Regions from separate parts of the Homo sapiens genome. Here region 2 is linked to region 1. Evidence: chromatin contacts called from ENCODE Hi-C or POLR2A ChIA-PET data. All regions are on one chromosome and are shown on one strand. The core of a region is the stretch at or near the end of the contact, and the rest is flanking DNA. Distances in the headings are between cores, read along the strand shown.

Region 1 (7,605 bases), core at 3,092-5,591:
TCTGGTGGTTTTTCCGTGGGGGAGGAGCGTAGTACCTGCCCTGGAAGCCCTCCAGCCCCCTGGCAAGGTGCCTTCACACCTATGCGTCCCTTTCAGTTTCCTAGTCTGAAACCAAAGCTCAGAGGGTTTAGGTGATGTGCCCGGCATCCTGGGGCCAGTCAGCGGCAGAGCCCGAACTGGCACCCAGGCCAGAGCTGTCCCAGCACACTGCACCCCGGCCCCTCCTGGGTGGAGAGCTGCCTCTGGAGTGTTGCTAGGCCTGGGTGGGGAGTAGGCTATAGGCAGGCTGCTGGAGACACTGAGGGCTTTGGCCCACCTTCCTAGGAGGTGACACTCCTACTCAGGGCATCCTTGAAGACTCAGAGGACACAAGCCAGAGTATACTTTGCTCTTCAGGGTAGACCCCTCCTTCTCACTTTCGCTAAGGGTGAGGCCTAGAATTCCCTGAAAAGCAAAATTAAGTGAGATGACTTGGATTCAAATCTCAGCTCTGCTACTTACTAGCTATTTGACCTTTGGGTAAATTACTTCTCTGTGCCTCAGTTTCTACAACCATAAAATGGTAGGCTGTAAAGTAACAATAACTATCTCCCAGATCCTTGAGAGGCACAAGAGACCACTCAAATTAAAGTGCTTTAATTTGATTTAATTTAATGGCAGATGTGAGTGCTCACTGCATCAGGGATTCAACTTATATGAACTGTGCGCCTCCTGGGTGCCAAGCACTGTGTTAGACACTCATAAATATAATGAAAACTTCATAGAAGTGGAGTACAAAGTAGAGAAGAGCCAAGAAGAAAGAGAACAGTCAGCTCTTCGTAGCCAAGCTCTGTGGAGCCTGCCCTGAAGAATGCTGTATAATGGACCTGTCTCCTCCAAGTGTCCATCCCTCTAGGCCCTAGATGCTTTGTTCCAAAGACCTGCATTAAATTCCACCCAGTTGTGCAGGGAGTGAATTGGGAGGTAGGAGCATCGAAGAGCAGGGCTTGGAAAAGCCCAGGACTGCCCAGGGCAGGGTACAGCTAGATCTGTAGGCCAGGGAGCCAGGCGGAGTCCACAATCTCCCCCGTCTTCTGCCAGAATCCCCTCCTCCCTGGCAGCCGGGCACCCAGCATTAGAAGAGATCGACCCAGGCACAGGCTGTAAGAGCCCTCAGCCCACTGGAGGGGAGGATTACTCAACTGGTAAATCCTGCCTTCCCTATAATCCTAGTGCTCAGAGAAAGATGCTAAGCTGCGCTCCCTCTCAACCAGCTCTGGCCAATTCCAAAGTGGAGCAACTCCCCAAGTTTTCATGCTCTTCTTCATTCTCCTGACCCTTTCAACCTGATTCCCTCAAGTTCCCCCTTCAGTTCTGTCCACACCATGTGAATGAGGCATTTCCCTCCCAATCCTGTTCCCCAAGAGTATCCCACTCGTCCTGCTTGCCTCCACCCTACTAGGACAAATAGGGGGGCCCTGTACCATTTTGGGGTTATGAACAAGGTCCCAGTTCAACCTTGTAACCCCTTAAGGGGTTCAAACGAAATTCCCCTCTCTCCTTTGAGGAACCAAGGAGCATATTTTCCAAAGAGCTGGCCTAATGGAAATATAAAGCCCGTTGCTACTGGGCCCAGTTAGAGTGCCTTCAGCCCTTAGGCAGGAAGTAGGGCTTCTTCTGGCAGAAGAGGGATATGTTTGTAGTGCTGGTGGGGACCCTGTGTACTGTCTGGGCACTGCACAACTTCAGGGGGCACCATTTCTATTGTGGCACCCCTAGAGTTATGCAATGCAGTGGCTCTGAGCTAGCAGCCTCCTTCCTGCCTTTCTGCAGAGGCTGTCAACAGATCCCCAGGGCCAGGCCCTCTTGCCCAGCCTTCTTTGTCCTACTTCTCTCCCTGACCCTGTCCTCCTGCAGCCAGGACTACCTTAAATGGGGTTTTAGAGGACATCTGTCCTACAAAAGCCTGAGGCTACCAAAATCAACACACACCTAAAGCTTTCCCATGAATCTTACATGTGCAAGTCCTGAAGACTTTCAAATCTAGTGCCTTTCTTCTGATGAGCATGAGAGGAAGGGGGAAGTGGTTGGCACCAATACAGAGAGACAGGTGGGTAGCCCAGTGCCATGGGGTCAAGCAGTAAGTCATTTATTCTCACCCACGGAGCTGGCTATTGGAAGCAGGTGGAAGAAGGGAGGTGGGGAGGAATCTTTTATTTTAAACCTTTCCTGTTCTGATTAAGCATTTCTTTTCCCTCTGACCTTCACTGGTCCCATTTTGGCAGATCAAACAGCCAGCGAGTCGGAGGGAGGCCTAGGCCAGTGACACATGGATTCCGGATGGGCCGGCCTGCTGCCGCCCCCTCGCTGCTGTGGCCGGGCTGCTGCCCAGGAAGCGGCAGGAGACTGCGGCTCATCTGCGCTGGGCCTGCAGGTGCTTCGGGAAGGCCTCGCGGGGCTCCAGGCTCCTGCGGCTGGACAGGTCGCATGTGGGGCGAAGGCGGAGATCAGCAGCCCATCGCGGGGCCCGGCCACTCAGCCTGGAGACCTGGCTGCCCGTGGTTCCTGCTGTCCTCTGTGAATTACAACCTGCCAGTTTGACTTTGGGGAGAAACAGTCACTTGTCTGACGGTAACAAAAAGATCCAAATCTCTGCCTCTTCCCATCACTTGGCTGGATAGCCTATGAAGCATGTGTGTTTTAAACAAATTTCCAAGGAACTTGTGGATGCACGCAGTTTAAGGAGAAAACGGGAGAGGTCATGGTGTGGCCTGCGTTGTACTGGGTGGGTCGGACGAGGGAACCTGGGGAAGGAGGAGTAAGGGCCAGGGTCCTAGAAGAGGTTTTCTGGGGTCAGGGCCGCGGTGAGCACCAGGTCGCCAGGAGCAGCCGGCGTCGCCTCTGGCGCATCCGGGCCCATCCCCCACAGCACCCCCAACGATCTCGGGGTCCAGCCACACCCTCCGCCCGCCCTGCCTCACCCCTGCTTCCCCAGCCCCCAACCCGGCCCGGCCGAGAGGAAGGAGCCAGCCCCGCCGGGCCGCCGCCTGCGACTTCCCCTCTGATCCACAGGTGCCGGTAAACAAAAGTGCCGCAGCTACCCCCCCGCCCCCACCCCGCGGAGTTCGGCCCAAGGTTACGCCGGGGTTCGGGCGGCGCCCGCCGGGGGCCCCCAAACCCAGCTTCTGGACTCTCCCCGGCTTCTCAAGCCCACCGGGCCGGGAGCCTTCCTCTGGCTCCGAGCTGCTCCCCTCGCTCCAGGCTGGATTCCCCCCTGAAATGTTGGTCCGGGAAAACCAGCCTGGGTCCTCGCGCGCCCTTCTGCACGGGGACCCCAGCCCACCCCCGTACGGACACGCCTTCCACCATCTCGCCTAGAAGGCTGCTGGGACCCCAGACCCAGAGCCCCGGTCACACTCCCGTCCCATGCTGTCCCCCTCCCGCAAAGCCCACGGTGGGAACAGAGGGCACCGCGCGAGCCGATGCCACCCTCACTGCCGGCCCCACCCAGACCTGCCGGTGCTGCAGTGCCCCGTATGTGCAGCCTGCAGCATCCCAGCGGCTGGGGCAGGCCCGGGGGCGGCTCGCACAACGCAGCTGGGGACCGGGTCGGGGTCCAGCGGCAGCCGGGGTCCGGGTCCCCCCGGCCCCGCACCCCTTCCCACTCCCGGCCCGCAGGGGAGACCCCGGAGCGCGCGACCCCGGAGCGTCGGGCAGGTGTGGAGCTGGGGGTCCCGGGGCTGGGGGGTCCCAGGGCCGCCGGCCCGGGCCGCAGGGACAGGGGAGGGGCGCTGGGCTGTGACCCCCAGTACTGTTTACTTTCCGTGTAATTAGCCGGCCAGGCTGCGGAGCCTCGGGCTGCGACGTGCGGCGGCCGCTCCCGCAGACCCCGGAGCTCAATCCCCGAACCCGCAACCCCGGGTCTCTGCCTTGGCAGCCCTGCGGACTCACGTCTCGGAAGCGGTTCCAGTGCTTGATCTTGCCGCTGTACTGCGAGATGGACGACAGCCATTGCTCGTCCTCCATGAAATTGCCGGGGGTCTCGCCCTCCTTGAGCCCCTTGGCGTCGCCTTCGGCCAGGGCTGCCGCGGCCAGGAGCAGCAGCGGCAGCACCAGCCGCCCGCAGCCCGGGGCGCGCATCGTGGTCTGGGTTCGACCTGGGGGGGTCTTGACTTCTGCAGTATTTTAATGTCCTTCCTCCCACCCCGCTGCTGGCGAAGCGCACGCGGCTGTCCTCAGCTCTCCTCCCGCGGTCTGCCTCCGGTGACTGGCGGAGAGTGGGTCGCGGCTGAAATGTGACCTGGTTAGGAGATGCACTTGTCTGAAAAAGCCCAGCACTGGACGCGGAGAGGGAGAGAGAATCAGAGAGGCTGCGCCAGCAGGGGCTGTAACTGTAGCATCAGCATCACGTTTGACATCATCATACCTGGTTTAAAAAAAAAAAAAAAAAAGGAGTGGGTAGATTTCAAAGCGAAGCGCTCCCTCGATGAGAGCGCCAAACGCCAGCCAGCCGCAGCGGGGCCCAGCCCCGCCTGGCACACAGGGAGTTGCAGACCAAGAAATCCAGAATCCCGAAATGTCCCTGAGCTCCCTCAAAGGATGGAGAGCAAGAAGGGCCCCAGGATCTCCCCGGGGAAGATGGGATGGGGGAGAGGGCACAAAACTCTCCGGTTACAAAGCCAGCCAGGCTCAGGTGTCGGAAAGGGAATTTGGCCAGACACTGTTTTTCTCCCCTTGCCTCCCACCCAGAGGGGCCTGCGCCACAGCCCTGACAGCTGGCTTCCTGCGAGTTATGGCTCTACCGTAATGGGTGGCTTCGTTAAGACAAAAGCCGTATAACAACTGGCTGCTCAGAACCATTGCTCCCCAGCGGCACCGCGTTGCGCAAGGCAAGGCCTGAGCACTGAGTGGCTGGTGAAACAGAGGCAGATGTCCTCCTCCCCAGGCAGCTGTTTAGGGGCTGTCACCCGTTTTGTCAGCTCTTCCCAGGACAACCCTAAAAGGCAAATGTCTGACCATTTCATCTGCCTTGGAGGCTGCAAATTTGGAAAAGGCATATTTGCTTATGGTTTTTTGACTTCAAGTTAGTTTGAATAAGCCACTGGGGAAGCCGGGGAGTGGGGGGCTGGGGTGGGGTGCTGGTTTTGTTTGAGGTGTTTCGGGTTTTGTTGAAACTGCGACCCTCCTTATTGGCTGTAGATTTAAATGTTGACATACCAGCGGGGAAGGCTGGAGGCTGGCCACAGTCCCAAGAGCACAGCAGAAATGGGGACAGGTTTACATTACAAATACATTAAAGAGGAAACATCATCTGATGGGACAAAACCTAGTGAACTTTTGGGACCCAAGCCCTAGATTGTGTTTTTATAAAAAGACTTAGCTGCTGTGATCTAAAAATAAAATAAAAATTTAAAATGCTTTAAAAAACATAATCTTAATCAGTAGGAAAAAACATAGCTTACAAGGTTCCTTGTCACCCTGAATCTGGCCTATCTGGGAACTCTGAATGCCTCAGTGGCTCAGGCCGGAGTCTCGTTGGGAAAACAGAAAACAATAGCTCCCTTTCCATGTTTTCTTGTTTCCTTTGCTGTTGGATTTAGTGGTGGTGCTGCAGTGAGGCCCTGGCCATTGACGTCTTCATCTCACAGTAATAAAGCATTCTTCCTGGGTGTGTCCTGGCGCTGTACAGTGAGAGAGCACGGCTTGCTGTCGTGGAGACTAGAGGACAGAATCCCACTTACTGGCTGGATTCTTGAGCAATTACCTATTTTCTATCTAAAACTAATGGTAATACCATCATTAAAACTGCTGTAAAGTGCAAGCAAAATTACATACTAAGTGGGCATAATGGGCATTTTTTTAAAAAGTTAGTCTTTCCTCTGGTTGGGAAGAGAAGGCTACGGTGTCCCATAGTTCTGAAGATTCATCAAAATTTGCCATCTTTTCCACCATCTCAATCCTACAATCCTAGTTTTTTGTTGTTTTTTTTTTTTTTGTTTCTGTTTTCGTTTTTAGCAAAGCTAGCTATATATCTCTAAGGCACTTAGGAGATAGGTACCAGATACCACAGCTCTCCCATTCCTGTGCTATCTTAGGGGCTTCCAGAGTTACCAAAGTTGCTGAATAAAGAGTTTGGAAAGGTGCTGTCAAGATGCCCATCAATATGACAATAGCTGTCTCCAGACTCTGAGGGTCAAAATGGCTCCCACAGTCCCAGGTAGCTTCTCCAGTGGGACTTGCCTTCTGTAGCACCTTCAAGCTGGGTCAATACTAGTCCTGTGTCGAAAGCTAATCAACAACATTCCAGTCCCATTAGTGAAGCCAATAGTAATGCTATTTAGGAAGAAGAACCCAAATTTCCAGATGACTGGTGTAAAACTTGTAGGAAATGGCCAATAGTTTTAGTTTACAAAGAAGAAAAAAAGGGCCAGGTGTGCTGACTCACACCTGTAATCCCAGCACTTTAGGAGGCCAAGAGGCAGGAGGATGGCTTGAGCCTAGGAGTTCCAGACCATCGTGGGCAACATAGCGAGACCCTATCTCTATACAAAATTTAAAAAATGAGCCACGTTGCACATGCCTGTGGTCCCAGCTACTCGGAGGCTGAGGTGAGAGGACTGCTTGAGCCTCGGAATTAAGGCTACACTGGGCTAGCATCGTGCCACTGCACTCCAGCTGGAGAAACAGAGCGAGACTCTTTCTCAAAAGAAAACAGAAAAGAAGAAAAAGAAAAGGTTTTTCAATTTTTTTTTTTTTTTTTTTTGAGATGGAGTCTCACTCTGTCGCCCAGGCTGGAGAGCAGTGGTGCGATCTCGGCTCATTGCAACCTCCGCCTCCCAAGTTTAAGGGATTCTCCTGCCTCAGCCTCCCGAGTACCTGGGATTACAGGTGCCCGTCCCCATGCTCAGCTAATTTTTGTATTTTTAGTAGAAATGGGGTTTCACCATGTTGGCCAAGCTGGTCTTGAACTCCTGGCTTCAGGTGATCCTCCCTCCTCAGCCTCCCAAAGTGCTGGGATTACAAGCATAAGCCACCACACCCAGCTTGGTTTTCCTCATGTTTGAAAGAATTACTGGCAGGTTAGCCTTTTCAAGACAATAGCCCCAAACATGAGGAGCTGCTGCTAGGTATATGTATTAAGTGGTACATATATTTTACACATTTTTCTGTTTGCACTTAATATTTAGCAATTCTAAAATGGAGAAGAGAAACCTTAGTTTCCTCATAAGAAACCCAAATTGAATACATCGAGTTTCGCTCTTGCCCAGGCTGGAGTGCAATGGCGCGATCTCAGCTTACTGCAACCTCTGCCTCCCAGGTTCAAAAGCAAATCTCCTGCCTCAGCCTCCCGAGTAGCTGGGATTACAGGAACGCACCAACACACCCGGCTAATTTTGTATTTTTAGTAGAGATGGGGTTTCTCCATGTTGGTCTGGCTGGTCTCAAACTGATCTCATGTGATCCATCCGCATTGGCCTCCCAAAGTGCTGGAATTACCAGCATGAGCCACCGTGCCTGGCCTGAATGTATCTTAAAATCCATTTAATTCCATTTCTAGATGACCCCACAAGCACAAAAAGATAAACACACAAAGATCCAGAATTGTTCATAATAGCCCATCCTGGA
Region 2 (7,605 bases), core at 2,345-4,844, 2.1 Mb after region 1:
TCACCTCACAAGAAGCAGTTTTTATCTGCTTTGAGAATGCATGATTTAACACACAGAGGACACTGGTGATCTTGGTAAAGGTAGTTTTGGTGGGCTGGGTGCGGTGGCTCACACCTGTAATCCCAGCACTTTGGGAGGCTGAGGCGGGCAGATCACGAGGTCAGGAGTTCGAGACCAGCCTGGCCAACATGGCGAAACCCTGTCTCTACTAAAAATACAAAAGTTAGCTGGGCATGGTGGTAGGCGCCTGTAATCCCAGCTACTCGGGAGGCTGAGGCGGAAGAATCACTTGAACTCTGGAGGCGGAGGTTGCAGTGAGCCGAGATTGCCATTGCACTCCAGCCTGGGCGACAAGAGCAAGACTCCATCTCAGAAAAAAAAAATAGTTTTGGTGGTAGTTCAGTGGAATGCTAGAAATAAGACATTGCAGTGGGCTGGGAAATAAATAGCAAGAAGTGTAAAAAAATAGAGATATGTAGAGTAGATTCAAGAAGTCTAGCTGTGAAGAGGATGAAAAGACAGGAAAATAAATGCAGCAGTTCATAAAGTGAAGGAAGAATACATTCAAATGCTGAAGGAAAGGTGTGAATAGAGGGGGAAAAGCTGACATAGGAGAGAGGGAAAAACGGAAAGAGGACCCTGACATAGCAGGAGAGGATGCTACTGAGAGACTAGGTCAAAGGGTTTGCCTTCTCTAAGGAGAAGGAACACTTTCTACTCTTCAGATTGAAGGGAAGGTTTGTATACTTGACTGCAGGCAGATGATGGCTCTCCTTCTCTGTGTAATGGGAGAGAGGTCATTTCCAAAGGGAGAGAGAAGTCCTCTTCTCTGTAAATACCATGTGCTACTCATGAATTGACACAGTACTGAGCTACTTAAAAATATTTAAATCTGCAAAGAACTCCCATAGCGTATGTGTATATGTATTTTTTTTTAAGAGATAGGGTCTTGTTTTGTTGCCCAGGCTGAAGTGCAGTGGACCAATCATAGCTCACTGTAACTTTGAACTCCTGGGCTCAAGTGATCCTTCTGCCTCATTCTGCCTCTACCTCCTGAGTAGCTAGGACTACAACCACATGCCACAAAGCCTGGCTAATGTTTAAATTTTTTGTAGAGATGGAGTCTCGCTATGTTGCCCAGGCTGATTTCCAGCTCCTGGCCTCAAGTGATTTTCCCGCCTCACCCACCCAAAGTGCTAGGATTACAGGCGTGAGCCACCGCACTCCATCTGCCCATAGTATATTGGTTTGTTTTTTTTTTTTTTGAGACGGAGTCTTACTCTATTGCCAGGCTGGAGTGCAGTGGCGCAATCTCAGCTTACCACAACCTCCGCTTCCTGGGTTCAAGCGATTCTCCTGCCTCAACCTCCCGAGTAGCTGGGACTACAGGCACGTGCCACCACGCCCAGATAATTTTTATATTTTTAGTAGTGACGGGGTTTCTCCATATTTGCCAGGATGGTCTCGATCTCTTGACCTCGTGATCCACCCACCTCAGCCTCTCAAAGTGCTGGGATTACAGGCATGAGCCCTACCGTGCCTGGCCGTATATTATATTAAATGGTTAGAAATAAAAATCATAAGATTAAGTAAGAAAATATAATCTTGTTGCAAAGAGAGCTTTCCTAAAGATACGTAAGGTTTTTTTTTTTTTTTTTTTTTTTTTTTTTTTTTTTTTTTCGAGGCAGAGTCTCGCTCTGTCGCTCAGGGTGGAGTGCAGTGGTGAGGTCTCAGCTTACTGCAACTTCCGCCTCCCGGGTTCAAGGGATTCTCCTGCCTCAGCCTACCAAGTAGCTGGGACTACAGGCGTGTGCCACCACACCTGGCTAATTTTTGTATTTTTAGTAGAGACAGGGTTTCACTATGTTGGCCAGGTTGGTCTCGAACTCCTGACTTTGTGATCCGCCCGCTTCAGCCTGCCAAAGTGCTGAGATTACAGGCGTGAGCCACCGCGCCTGGCCAAGATTCGTAAATTAAGATAATTCTTCATTAACCTCATTCACTTCACTTCTCCTATAGTGTCAATTGAAAGTGTCCCTCTGTCTTTCCCAAATTAATCCTTTCACTTGTAACTTGATCCCATTCCTTTCCTTCTCTTCTGGGAGACAAGACTTTTTCTTGAATCTTCAAATAGTTGCTTGCTTCCTGCCCCCAAATAGATATCTTGTATTCTTTAAAACAAACCCCAAACTTTCCCCCACCTTGCCACTCTCAATAATCTTGCTTCATGCCCCAAATGATGAAGGATTGGTCTACACTTGCAGTCTTTCCTCAGTTACTATTAAAGCATCTCTCTCAAACAGCTCAATGACTTTCTAATTATAAAATCCAACGACCTATTCTGATTTCAGCTTCCTCCTCTGACCATTGCAGCATTTTATGTCATTGATAACTTTCTCCTAAACAAAAATACTTCTTACCCTTTTATATGAAACTTCATCTGTTTTGGGTCTCACCTTGAAAGTCTTTCGGGCTTAATTCTCATAATTTTTTTTAAAGTCTTTCTACAATCTCCATGTAAACCACTGTTTCAAATTCGATAAAACTCAAACTCCATAAAATACCTCCTCCTGTCACTGGCACCATCTTCTTAATCACACATAAGGCTGTAAGTTTCAGGTTCAAACAAATCTACCAAATACAAACAGCCACATCGCCCGTCACTCTTCCACACTCACTGCCACCTGCTCAGCTTAGAACCCCGTTACCTCTCTCCTGAAGAACTGCAACACCCTTCTCACTGCATTCCTCACCCCAGGCTCTTCCAGGCACCACCCGCTAACAGGACGTCTGCTCAGGTCCGTTTGGGGTTTTGTCCTCCAAAGCAGAAACCTGGGACTGAGATTCCTGCCGTCTGTACTCCAGCTCACTATAGAGGGGGAACCCAGTAAGCTTGACCTCCGGGGCTCAGGCGCCTGAGAACACTGGGCTGCAGGTGGACCGCTCCCTTCTGGCCTTGCTGGCGAGAAAGCCCGGAAGGCCGGGAGTGGGGGGGAAGCGAGGCCCGGGCCAACAGCACCAAAGACGCTCCTAGAGCCCAGATCGGAGTCGGGGGCCCCAGCTATTCAGCCTACTCCCGGGTTTTGGAGCTGTCCCCAGTCCACAGATTTCCCGCCCCTCACACTCACCCCAACACCTGTGCCAGTCAGTGATTCGGCGCCGGATCCTCTCCTACCGAAGCTGGAGAAGCCGAGAAGGCCGCGAGGACCCGCAGCTGGAGTGCCCAGGAAATTGCCTGATTAACAGCTTCAAAGACACCGACTCTGTCTACCGTATTAGAAATTTTAAATATGCAGGAAGACCGTAAATGAGAGGAAAGACGTCTCTTGAGGCTTAGTATCTAAATCTTCTACATAATCCAGGGCCTAGAAAAATGGTGGGTTTCTCTCCATCTAGATTCAGGCGGTCATCTGCTGCCTAACGCAGTCTGGGGTCCCTCATGGTAGGGGAGGCGGGGTCAGGAATGGGCGGGGCATTCGCTGTTGGTGCCGACGGATAGAGCCAATGATTGTGGATGACAGCGGCACAGAATGGGCGGAGTCTGGAGGGGCGGGATTTGGAGAAGAGAAAGCGGTGATGCGAAGAGGGGGCGGGACCAGAGAGTGGATGGCAGAGGTGGGCTGTAGAGCCAAAGTGGGGTGGGAGCGCGAAGATGGCAGCTGCTGAGGAGGAGCCGAAGCCCAAAAAGCTGAAGGTGGAGGCGCCGCAAGCGCTGAGGTGAGCGCTGCCGGACTTGGGGAGGAGGGTGACGGCGCTGCAAGCAAGCCAGGGCCCACGTGGGGTTGCACGGCCCCGACGCTGGGTGGTGTCTCTCACTGCCAGCTTGGGGCCAACACGCAGGACCTCCCCCAGCTGCCCGCTTGGCCGCGACCCCTTGCCAGACGTTCTCTCCGTTTGGCTGAGTCCCCGCCTGTCTGGTGCAGCTCCGGCTCCAGCAGCCCTTCGCCAGTCGTGGCCCGCAGGGGGACCGAGCTGGCTGACCGCGCCACCTGCGAGCAAGCCCAGGCTGGGCTGGTGCGACCCCGGAGGGTCGGACCGGAGCAGCGTCTGTAGGCGGCCGCCTTCTCTTCCCGGGGGATGGCGGGAAAGAGGCTCGGCAACTGCTGTACACTGGGGCAAAGTCAGAATTCTTGGGGATTTTTCAGAGTGTTGCGGAAGGGCACGTTGACCTTCCTTTTCGTGCACATTCTGAAAGCCCGTACCTTTGAGGACCCTCTACCAGGGACCCAGACCCCTCCGATGCTTTGCAGGGGCAGCATTTGGATGAATGGATAGGAAAGGTTGATTTCTCTTTTTTATTTACACTTTTTGGCAGCAACGGGGACAGTGCTGCCCCTAACACCTGCCTCACATGTGATTGATGTTGCAACTTTTACTTATGAAGAGTCATTTGTTAAAATATCCCTTCCTAATAAGTATAAAGTGAAGCAGGCAGTCTTTGATGATTTGGAAATGTTCGCTGAAAGGCAGCGATTTTTTTTTCCATCTTAAAATAGACATATCAAACTGATTTAAAACTATTAGGACACTCCTGATTAAACAGGACATATCCCATTTCTTCCAGTATCACTCTTCTTCACCTCCAAAGGAAGGAATCACTCACAATTGAAAAGAAAAGGACACTTAGGGGCCTGGTGGTGTGTTCATGCTGCTTTGAATGGAGGGTGAACAAATCCTTGCCAGTTCCTTTAATGTATTCCTACTACCCTCAAAGGGTTAGTGTGCCTACCTTATACCAAGAACATAAACTTTAAAATAAAAACCCTCAGGATATTCTATTTTTATTTTAAATATTCCAACTATATGCAGAATAAAAAGCAACGGCTTTTGAATCAGACCTACCTGAGTTCAAGGCATGTGCTTTCCCTACTCTGCCCTTTATTAGAGTATTTCCTTATAAGGCACCTCCTTCGCCAAACTGGAAGACAGATGCAACTTTTCCCTACCATCCTACTGAACATATAACCCTTAGATTTCCTTAGATTTTTCCTTAATAAAAATTATTATATATAATGCTGATCCATTTTCACTGTGTTTTCCTATTTATTATCTTGTTGGACAGTTCTGTGATCAAAGGAAGGCAAGAATTATGCCTATTTTACAATTGAAGATATTGAAGCCCAAATAAAACAATTAGTACAGGAACAGAAATAGGAACTAGCTGAGCATGTTTTCTTATACCTGCAGTCCTGGTGCTTTGTGAGGCTGTGGTGAGAGCATTCCTTAGGCAACTAAAATTCACTTTATACAATATGAATTTAGTGCCACCTGTAGACATGAAGTTAAAAGATTAGACACTTGAGTACTGGGACAAATCTCTAATTTTGTGGGGAGACATTTTAGGATCGGCTATTATTACTTTTATTATATTAATTTGCTTTCAGACTCAAAGTGTGATAATGCATTGAGTATTTACACTGAATTTATGATGACTTGCTTGACAGGGGATTGCTACTGGTTTTGGTTAAGGAGAATGGATTATAAAGACTTTGCATAATTTAATGTGCAGCATCAGTGGGAACAAATAATGAGATATATTTGTAGATGTCAGGAAAAATATTTAGATTTAGGGATTTGTGAGAATTTGGTCAGCTCTGGGATAATAATTCTCCACCAGGGGAAATTTTGCCCTCCAGGGGACATTTGGCGTGGTCTAGAAAGATATTTTTGGTAGGGAGAGCTATTGGCACCTAGTGGATGGAATTCAGGGGTGCTGCTAAACATGCTACATAGGACAACCCCCACAACAAAGAATTATCTGGCCAAATACGTCAACGGTGTTGAGGTTGAGAAATCTGTTCTAGAGGGAGCATCTGACAAGACTAGTCTGCCTTTCTCAAATATCTATTATTTTTCTAGGCTCGGTTGCTTTTCAGCATATAACAGTTGCTTATAAAGAAAGAATCAGGCTCTGACATGTTTTCACGTGGGATTAGGGGAAAGAAGGGAACGTTAATTGAGTGCTAGACATTATACTATGTGCTCTATATATGTTATCTCTTTTAACCCTCCCAGTGACCTATGAGGTAGGAGCAATGATTCCTGTGTTACAGACGAGCTATTTTGTGATGAAAGAAGTGGAGAAACATTTTTGGGAACTGCTCCCTAGATGAAGGTGTTCCATGATGATCACTTATATTTAAGACAACTTAGTTTTCTTTTCTCTCCTTTGGAAATCTCATCCAAGTTCATTTCTTTAGCGATCGCCTCTTAAGAGGCTACAGTGCCTTCCAAGGCTTGTTGAGCACGTGCCAAGTCTTTTCCTTCAGTTTGTCTTTCAAGTACATGCTATTTTAGACATGGTGTTAAAAACTGGATATATATAGAGAGAGAAAGAGGTAAGGCACAGGTACCATCCTCTTGGTGGGAAATAAGTGGGGTTTGGGAAAATGACACCTGAGTATTCTTAAAGATGACTAGGAGTTAACCAGTCATCTGTGACTGTAGGGTATCTGTGAAGTAGGGTATCTGCCTTATAGGAAAGTTTGTTTGGTGGCAGAACTGGGAGAGAGCTGCCTCTTGGGGAAGTGCAGATAGTCTGACTGAAGCAGAGATGTATGGGGTCCAGGCTTTGTATTAGACACTCTCACATGTGTCCTTTCTATCTCTGTGCCTCTCAGTTCTCAGATCTTAATTTAATTTAATTTTGTATATATTTTTGAGTTGGAGTCTCACTCTGGCGCACAGGTTGGAGTGCAGTGGCACCATCTCGGCTCACTGCAACCTCTGCCTCCTGGGTTCAAGCAATTCTGCTGCCTCCGCCTCCCAAGTAGCTGGGATTACAGGCGTACACCACTATGCCTGGCTAATTTTTGTATTTTTAGTAGAGACGGGATTTTGCCATGTTGGCTAGGCTGGTCTTGAACTTCTGACCTCAAGCGATCCACCTGCCTCAGCCTCCCAAAGTGTTGGGATTACAGGTGTGAGCCACCGTGCCCTGCCTTCCCAGACCTTAATTTTTACTGTCTGCTGAGTATGTGCTTCTGAGTGACTTTCTGACATTTCGAAGTCATATATACCAAACTAAATTATCTGTTATCCTGAATCTGTGCATTTTTCCATATTTCCTGCATCTGTTAATGGCACCAGTAACCTCCTTTACTCCAAAGTTTGAGACCTAGATATTTGATTCATTTTACATCCACATTATAATGTCTTTCCTTTTCCATTCCTGCTGCCACACCTTACGTTTAGACTTTATCTTTTGCTTAGATTTTGTTTTGACTTCCTAAGCAGTCTCTTTACCTTCAGCCTCAAGTTCTGCCTACTTTTCTTTAGGCACAGCTCTACTTATTCATCACGGCAAATATTTGTAAACTCTGAAGTTGATGTTAGGAAACGTTGAATCCTGAAAGCCCATATCATTACTCCATCTGACATTAGCAATTAAGGATTATTAAGGATCATGACTTTTAATAGTACTAAAAAGGAAACAAACTACAGTTCTCTAATCAGCAAATGCTGAGCTTTTCTCAAATATTGCTTCCTAACTGTTTCACTTCCATGGACCCCTTTTATTATTTTCCTCTATCTCCTACCTCACTATGGACCCTGTGTTCTAAAATTAAACCTAGGAGCTGGGCATGGTGGCTCACACCTACATTC

Evidence for each region. A loop is a pair of places that touch in the nucleus more often than their neighbours do. ChIA-PET counts read pairs that join two places held with the same protein, here RNA polymerase II (POLR2A). Pooled maps may share reads with other maps.
Region 2: a loop to region 1 is called in a map of naive thymus-derived CD4-positive, alpha-beta T cell, with 11 times the contacts of the local background. The contact joins the promoter of ADK here to the promoter of SPOCK2 in region 1. A Hi-C loop is called at or near these places in 1 of 168 maps with a recorded cell type or tissue (naive thymus-derived CD4-positive, alpha-beta T cell) and 3 of 50 pooled maps. POLR2A ChIA-PET finds 5 or more read pairs at or near these places in 2 of 52 experiments (activated B cell and common myeloid progenitor, CD34-positive).

Annotation. Positions count from the first base shown.
Region 1 is chr10:72,084,210-72,091,814 of GRCh38, forward strand. It overlaps SPOCK2 (SPARC (osteonectin), cwcv and kazal like domains proteoglycan 2), which reads right to left and starts at 4,342. Exons shown (of 11, transcript NM_001244950.2): 1 at 3,931-4,342. The coding sequence starts at 4,119.
Region 2 is chr10:74,147,627-74,155,231 of GRCh38, forward strand. ADK (adenosine kinase) reads left to right here and starts at 3,595. Exons shown (of 11, transcript NM_006721.4): 1 at 3,595-3,717. The coding sequence starts at 3,653. It overlaps AP3M1 (adaptor related protein complex 3 subunit mu 1), which reads right to left and starts at 3,202. Exons shown (of 9, transcript NM_012095.6): 1 at 3,129-3,202. RefSeq lists enhancers at 3,126-3,355, 3,766-3,945.